2 separate regions of the Homo sapiens genome follow, and region 2 is linked to region 1. Evidence: read pairs that join two places in POLR2A ChIA-PET (ENCODE). Cell type or tissue: K562. All regions are shown on one strand.

Region 1 (4,000 bases):
TAAACATGAAAGCTTTTTTAAAGAATACCTTGTAATGAGCTGAAATGCAACTTTAGGAGAAAGACAGAGCACTATTTATTCTACTCTCTGACATAATTTTCCATAATGGCAAAACAATCTCTATTTGTTAATCTGAATATTATGGAAACTTTCAAGCACATAGAAAAGCAAAACAGACAATGAAACTCCATGTGCCCATCACCCAGCTTCAGTAACCATCAGTTATATGTCTTCTAAAACATTTTCTTTAACCCAATATCTGAGATTTCCTTCAAATAATATGGGTAGGGGTGTAGATGAAATATGATTGACCATGAGTTGGTAACGTTGAGGGTGAGTAGTAGATACATGGACATTTATTATACTATTCTATGTATTTTTGTATATTGAAACTTTCCATAATAGAAAGTAAATAAATAAGCATTTTTCTTTTGCTTACTGCATTAGTCAGAATTCTCCAGAGAAACAGAACCAATAGGAAAAAGAGAGAGAGAGAGAGAGAGAGAGAGAGAGAGTATAAGGGATTGGCTCACATAATTATAAGGACTGAAAAGCCCATGATCTCCCCTCTGTGAGCTGAAGACCTAGGAAAGCTGGTGGTGTAGCTACAGTTCAAGTCAAAAAGCTTGAGAACCCAGAGGACCAATGGTGTAGGTTACAGTTCAAGAGATGTCCCAGTTCAGGTAATCAGGCAAAAGAGTGAATTCTTCCTTCCTCTGCCATTTTGTTCTATTCTATCCCTCAACAGATTGGATGATGCCCCACCTACACTGAGGAGGGCAATCTACTTTCCTCAGTCTACAGATTCAAATGCTAATCTCATTTGGAAACACTTCACAGAGACACACCAGAAATAATGTTTAACCAAATATCTGCACCCCATGGACCTGTCAAAGTGACACATGAAATTAACCATCATTGTTCTCTCCTAAATTTTTGCTTTCAAAACAGTGAACTCATGTCCTTGCTCCTTGTAGCTGTGGACTTCTAGTTTAATCTTCTGGGGTCTGAATTTTTCCATACTGTTCCTATCATTGTAATAATAAACTTACATATGTAAAACAGTTCAAAAATGTTCCTCTTACAGCCTCACATATACTTACCAATGAATGTCTATATTTGAAATACTCAGGGAACACATAAGAGTAGGTAATTAGCACAATACATAGGTCTATTATCTAGAAGCCTGGCTTCTCAGGTCAAAAGAATTGTCATTTTTCTAAGGCCTCAACTTTTGATTGGCTTTGCTTTGGAGGTTAATTTATAAGTTTCCACGGAATTTGGGGGTTGTGATAATTTGACATGGGTGAATGAAATTGGAAAGTCATGTACATCAGGCAAACAGGACAAAAGGCAGTGAAACAACCAGGTGCATCCTTCACTACTAGTCACATCAGTTGTGAAGTCCATTACTTTATCAAAAACTGTTCTCACTTTCTCTTGAAAGCCAATGTTGGTCTCTCAAGGATCTAAGTTAATTCCTTTGTAGACCTCATTCAGGAGAAGAGGGCTAAGGGAGTCCTCACTTGTTAGCCACTAAGGAACCAAGAATCCTCAAACTGCAGATTCTCTCTTTGGTGTCCCAGAGCAGATATTTACTTCCCTGGGACACAATTCTTGACCTAGATTAACTCCTGTATGAATCACAGAGAGAAGTTCCAGTAAGAAAGAGCCCTGATCTACATATCCTGGAGGGAGGCCCTTCCCTTGAGCTGGGTATAGGCTACGCCTCACCTTGTGGTTAGGGGTGGCAGGATGGTTAGTGCCAGACACAGCCTGAAAGAGAAGTAGGAAAGGTGAGCCCTGAGGCTAGAATGGGCAATGTCCCAGGACCGAGAGGCTGGCCAGCAGGGCAGGTGTGAGGTCAGTCTTATTGCAGGCTGTCTGAGGCAGCAGCTCCAGGAGGTGCACCTCTCTCAGCTTCCAGGAGCCAAGCCCTGCTCAGGAAGAGAGATGACTTTCATACCAAGTAGGAGGCCAAGGGGCCTAAAGCTCCTTATCTGTAAACCCATGGGGAACAGATTCAGAAGGCCCTCAAATAAACACTCCAGCCCAGAACCGGCCAAGTCTGCACCAGAATAAACTCATGAGTCATACTGACCCTGGTGTTGCCTTACATGGCAGCTAACAAGGCTGGCTAGTCTAAGGGCTTTGGCATCCGTAGCCTTTTTGGTTTAGCACTACCTTTACTATTTTAACTTCTTGCCGTTGTTTGACTGACTGGTATTTCAGGCATCTTGGACCCATGCTTCTGAAAGCAGCTGACATCTGGTGTGATAAAATGGTGACCTATACCCCTGTATATCTATGCAGGTCTGTCTCAGGCGTAAATATGAAACTCAGTTAATACATTCTACATTGATAACTCTCAGAAACTATAGGAGAGAGATAGTATTAGCAAGACCTGTGTGGAAAGAACAAGAAAGGGAGAAATGACAGGTCTGCATTCTGTCACTGCTGAGACTTGCCATGTGACCAAAGAACGTGGCCTCTCTGCTTCTACATTTCTGTGTACTTAAAATCAGTAGAACCATATTACCTGATCTCAAAGTTTCCTTCCTGCTCTAGCAATTTGTGGGTCACAATTACATGAAACACCTATAGCTTTGGTAAAGGCAAAATGACCCTCTCCCAAACCTCTTAGATACTCAGAAACATATATAAGGAGCTACTTTCTATTTTCCCCATGAAGGAGTATTGCTGTGCTCATAAATTTTCCTTATTAAATATTTTCAGAATAAATATGAAATGATGGCTATCTACAAGCCTCCTCCAGTTTTGTAATGTCCAAAGTTATAACCACTCCCTGATCTAGACAGTTCTTGGCTATACCTTTACCCGAATCTATATGTCCTCCAATATTTCCTGATTCCAAGTAAACTCAGCAGGACCTACACAAAAAAGAAAAAAAAAAAGCATGTAACCATGGAAATCAAGCCCTGCTCTCACACTGTAGGGCTGCCCCACTGGGTGAACTGCTCAGCGAGGCACTCAAGTTCCAACCCATGATCTGGTCTCATTTAACTTGCAAAGCACAGCTCCTACCACCTGAGCGTTTCTCAACAGACATAGCGGATGCTTTTCCTTTCCCACAAAAGGCTGCATAATCCCACCTCCATTTCTTTGTTCTTGCTCTTTCTTCTACCTAAAATGTCTCATTCCCCTCTTCATGGCGCATTCTTTTATCCAGCCTGGTGTTCTTCTCTCCTATTCTCTCCTATACTTGGGCTGAGGAGGAGGCAAGTTTCTATACTCTCTTTAGCAGCCCACATTTTCCATACCACAGCATTTATAAGGATTGCTAGCACTTAATGAGCACTTACTATATGCCAAGCAGGTACCCTGCTAAAGATTTACATTTTCTTCTGATATCAACCCTATGATAGGCTCTTGTTTTTCCACTTTCATGCGCGTCCGTGTGAAGAGACCACCAAACAGGCTTTGTGTGAGCAACATGGCTGTTTATTTCACCTGGGTGCAGGCGGGCTGAGTCCGAAAAGAGAGTCAGCGAAGGGAGATAGGGGTGGGGCCGTTTGATAGGATTTGGGAAGGTAATGGAAAATTACAGTCAAAGGGGGTTGCTCTCTGGTGGGCAGGGGTGGATCTCACAAAGTACATTCTCAAGGGTGGGGAGAATTACAAAGAACCTTCTTAAGGGTGGGGGAGACTACAAAGTACCTTCTTAAGGGTGGGGGAGATTACAAAGTACATTGATCAGTTAGGGTGGGGCAGGAACAAATCACAATGGTGGAATGTCATCAGTTAAGGCTGTTTTTACTTCTTTTGTGGATCTTCAGTTACTTCAGGCCATCTGGATGTATACGTGCAAGTCACAGGGGATGCGATGGCGTGGCCTGGGCTCAGAGGCCTGACATCCACCTTTCATGGGTGACTCAAATAAGCCTTGAAATAATTCAATTACTTGCCCTGGGTTGCTTGGCCAGCAAAGGATTAAAGGAGAGATTTGAACTGGGCAGCCTGGTGGCAGCGCCCACTCTCT
Region 2 (4,000 bases), 78 kb after region 1:
CTTCCCTGTTTGCTTGAACAAAACTGGTCTCTGAGCACTCATATTCATAATCTATTATACTTCTTTGGGCAGCTCATCAAATTCTCTTTCATAGTATTAGGTAAGAGTGATTTGGAACTTGCAGCAAATGCTAAGCCCTCAGAGGAGGCAGGGAAGTCATAAATGCTTGTTCAATTAAAGCAAACACATCCTGAGAGAGGATGCGGTGTCTTCAGAGCCCTTACTGGTGACCAGCACCCAATACATAGAAGAGAGGAAGGGATGGGAAGGAAAGAGTGGGGAATGGGATGGGGAGCAGGGAAATTAGGTAATGATGGTCAGCACTCACCCCTCCAGAAGACATTTCTTAGAGGAGGACTTGAAACAAATATGCAGGAGAGATTAGTGAGAAAGGGTAGATAGTTAGGATGTTTGTGTTTTTGTTCTATATTTTTTCTCCAGCCTAGGAAGCGTGCTAAGGAAAGTGTCAAAGAATCTCAACAGCAAGTACTGTGGTGATCAAATCCTGTTCCTCACACCCTTTTATGTTCTAGCCACTATTGACAACCCCACTAAACGTTAACTGCGATGCCGTTGGTAATAATTGGAGTCAACGTCCACTGACTCTAGATTAATCTACCTCAAGTCTGACCTCCAGGAAGCCTTCTTTGACCACTCCATCTCACACAGGATTGCTTGATTCCCTAAACTCAGCACGTTTCTTCCTGTATCACTTTGGAGTAGGCATAAGAGTGCCCTGGCCAGATCCCCTGAGATCCCTCTTCCCAGTTCTGTGCCTCCATCCTCTAGCTTCTACATGATCTGCAGCAGCAGTCAACATCTGTGACCTTCAGAGATCTTCTCCCAGGCACTAGGGCTGCCTGCCCCAGCTGAGAGCAGGAGGTGCCTGGGTGCTCTGTATCTAATTCTACCCCCTCTCCCCAGCTCCTTTGCTGTGAAACTAAATGAGGAGTCAATCATTACTCTCTACAAATTTGGGTTGAAACTGAGACTTCACCAAAAGTTGATGTCTTGTTTAGTCTCTTTTCCTCTCCTCTGCTGCTTCTCCCACTTCCTTACTGGTTTTTCCCTTAATAAATCACTAGCACCTGAATCCTTGACTCGGGATCTGACTCCAGGAGAGCCTATTTTAAGACAGTTGGCCCCAAAAGTGGTCTTAGGATGCACACTTTATGGATGAGATTCTGACCAGATGAAAATGACTTCATGTCTTGTGTTAATAGGCCCTGGCAGGCCATAGCAATGCCATTCCTAGAACTTTCACCTGTGGTTAACTAAGACAGGAAACAGAAGGGAATGCTCTGATTTGTTCAATATCTTCAGCGATTGAGAGATACAAAGGAAATCATTTATAGCTACTGCAGAACAATTTGACTATTGCTGAGTGTCCTCGATACACTGAAGGGAGAAAGGCCATGCCGTTCAAAGCATAAAATTATATACCATATGAAAAGCAGCTCCTGGCTAGGTAGGTATTAAGCTCCCATAGAGACAGAGCATCTCATCAAGTGACTCTAGGATCCGAGCTGCTTATCTTGAGCTGAGAACTTTCAGAACTACCAAGTCATAACGTTGGGCAGGCTCAGCAGCAATCTATCATGTGATAGAAGTGGTAGGTTCTAGATGCAGCTGCAGCAGATCCAGAGGGCACAGTAATCTGCATGAACAGGTGGCCCGAATCCCCATCACTCATCACCAATACAATGATACTTCTCCTTTGCTAACCCTTTGGCCTCGTGTGGGAGTTTCCTTTGACCAGCTATCAGAGGAGGAAAATTACCAGGTCTGATTCATGGATACCTTATTGAATATCTTGGTATGAACCAAAAATGGACTATTACTGAACTGTATCCCCCCTCCTGGGTGGCCCTAAAAGACAATGGTGAGAGAAGTTCTCTAAGTGGACAAAGTTTGGACGTTGCATCTGGTCACCTATGTTGTGTACAGTGGGAAGTGCTATATGGTAATGATATGTGTACAGGAGGCTCTCTATATCCACTGGTTCTACTCTGAAGATTCAACCAACTGCTAATATCAGAAATATTTGGAAAAAATGCAACAATAAATAAAACAAATTTTTTTTTTTTTTTTTTTTTTTTTTTGAGACGGAGTCTCGCTCTGTCGCCCAGGCTGGAGTGCAGTGGCGCAATCTCGGCTCACTGCAAGCTCCGCCTCTCGGGTTCACGCCATTCTCCTGCCTCAGCCTCCCGAGTAGCTGGGACTACAGGCGCCCGCCACTACGCCCGGCTAATTTTTTGTATTTTTAGTAGAGACGGGGTTTCACCGTGTTAGCCAGGATGGTCTCGATCTCCTGACCTCGTGATCCGCCCGCCTCGGCCTCCCAAAGTGCTGGGATTACAGGCGTGAGCCACCGCGCCCGGCCAACAAATTTTAAAAAATATATAGTATAAGAACATTTACATAGCATTTACATTGTGTTGAGTATTATAAGCAATCTAGAGATGATTTACTGTATACGGGATTGTGTGCGTAGGTTATATGTAAATACCATGTCATTTTATATAAGGGACTTGAACATCCACAGATTTTGGTATCCAAGGGGAATCCTGGCAACAATCCCCAGTGGATACCAAGGAATGACTGTATATAGCCTCATGGATAGTAGTGGCTGATTAACCAGGGGCCTAGAGGAAGAAAAATTGGAAAATCAGGAATAAATAGTCTGGAGATGAACATGTGGATTAACCTATGGAAGTGGTCTCAAAGTGTGAGCATCTTTATAGCACATATTTAAGGCCCACAAGTAAGCGTCTACCCAGAAGAGACATTAACCAGCTGAACAGAGTAGCTCTTCCAATGGATATGAGCTCACCTTGGTTCTTGGCCATCCCAATTTTTGTGCAATAGGCCCACGAACAGAGAAGCCAGGATACCAGAAACAAAGACACTATGTACAGACCCATGGGCTCCCTCTTAGCAAGGCAGATCTAACTACTGGCATTGCTGAATGTCTCAGCTGTCAGAAACAGAAGCTTACACTGGAGCCCAAATATGGTACTAACCCTCAAGTAAAACAACCAGTCACTTGGCAGCAAGTTGATTACATTGGACTCCATTCACTCTGGAAAGCCAAACATTTTCTTCCCATTGGGATTGTCACGTATTCCAGGAATGGGCTTGCCTTTCCTGCCCACGGGCCTCAAACAACATCACTATCTGATGAAGGGTTAAAGAGCATCTGATTAACCAGCAGGGCATACTATGTGACAATGCCTTGGATGTCTGGCCATGGGCACAAGACTGTGGAATCCACTCGTCCTACCACGTACTATATCATCCAGAGGCTGCTGGCCTAACAGTGTTAGGCAGAGTTGAGGTGCCAGCTTGGAGATGATAATCCTCTGAAGGTGGGGTCCTATGTTGTCAATAGATAGAATAATTGATTCCAGAATTCAAGTGGTGAGAGTAGAAAGTGGACCTACTTACCATCACTCCCACTTGGGGAATTTGTACTTCTTGTCTCCCCAAACTCAGCCACTGTGGGTCTCAGGTCCTGTTTCACAGATGAGGTGTACTTCCACCAGGGGACACATTAAGAATTTCATTTAAAAAGCTATGACTGATAACTGGTTGCTGCCACTATACCAGAAATAAAAGTCACCATACTAGCAGGAGAGTTGACCCTGACATCATGAGGACGTAGAATTGCGCTACCTAATGAAGGTGTGGAGGAATATGTTCAGAATTCAGGTGGTTCTCTGGGACATTTCTTGATATTCCCACGGCCAGCATTAAGTGGGAATGGGTAGTTACAGCAACCATGGCCTGATAAAAGCATGGTAGCCAGGGGCTCAGGCCTTTAAGGGTTGAAGGTCAGGGTCATGTCACCAAGAAAGCCACCTAAACTAGCAGAAGTGGTATCCAAGGGCAAGGGAAATCTAGAAAGGGTGGTAGAAGAAGAAAAGGACAAATAGATGGTACAATCTCAAGACAAACTGCAGTAGTGAGCACTCAGCTTATTCCATTAACCTATTTCTTA

The links. ChIA-PET counts read pairs that join two places held together with the same protein. Peaks named below come from ENCODE experiments on the same cell type or tissue, not always from the same donor. Only the 100,000 strongest peaks of a DNase experiment are listed, where the experiment ranks them.
Region 2: POLR2A ChIA-PET joins it to region 1 with 5 read pairs; 2 of 35 experiments call an interaction of 5 or more read pairs at or near these places.

The regions. Positions count from the first base shown.
Region 1 is chr3:187,185,029-187,189,028 of GRCh38, reverse strand. No RefSeq gene overlaps it. Among named protein-coding and RNA genes, the nearest start is that of RTP1, 10 kb to the left of the region's middle. RefSeq lists an enhancer at 2,723-3,722. In K562, no CTCF peak of the experiment used is centred here; a DNase peak (open chromatin) is centred at 2,058.
Region 2 is chr3:187,107,261-187,111,260 of GRCh38, reverse strand. No RefSeq gene overlaps it. Among named protein-coding and RNA genes, the nearest start is that of RPL39L, 30 kb to the left of the region's middle. In K562, no CTCF peak of the experiment used is centred here; no DNase peak of the experiment used is centred here.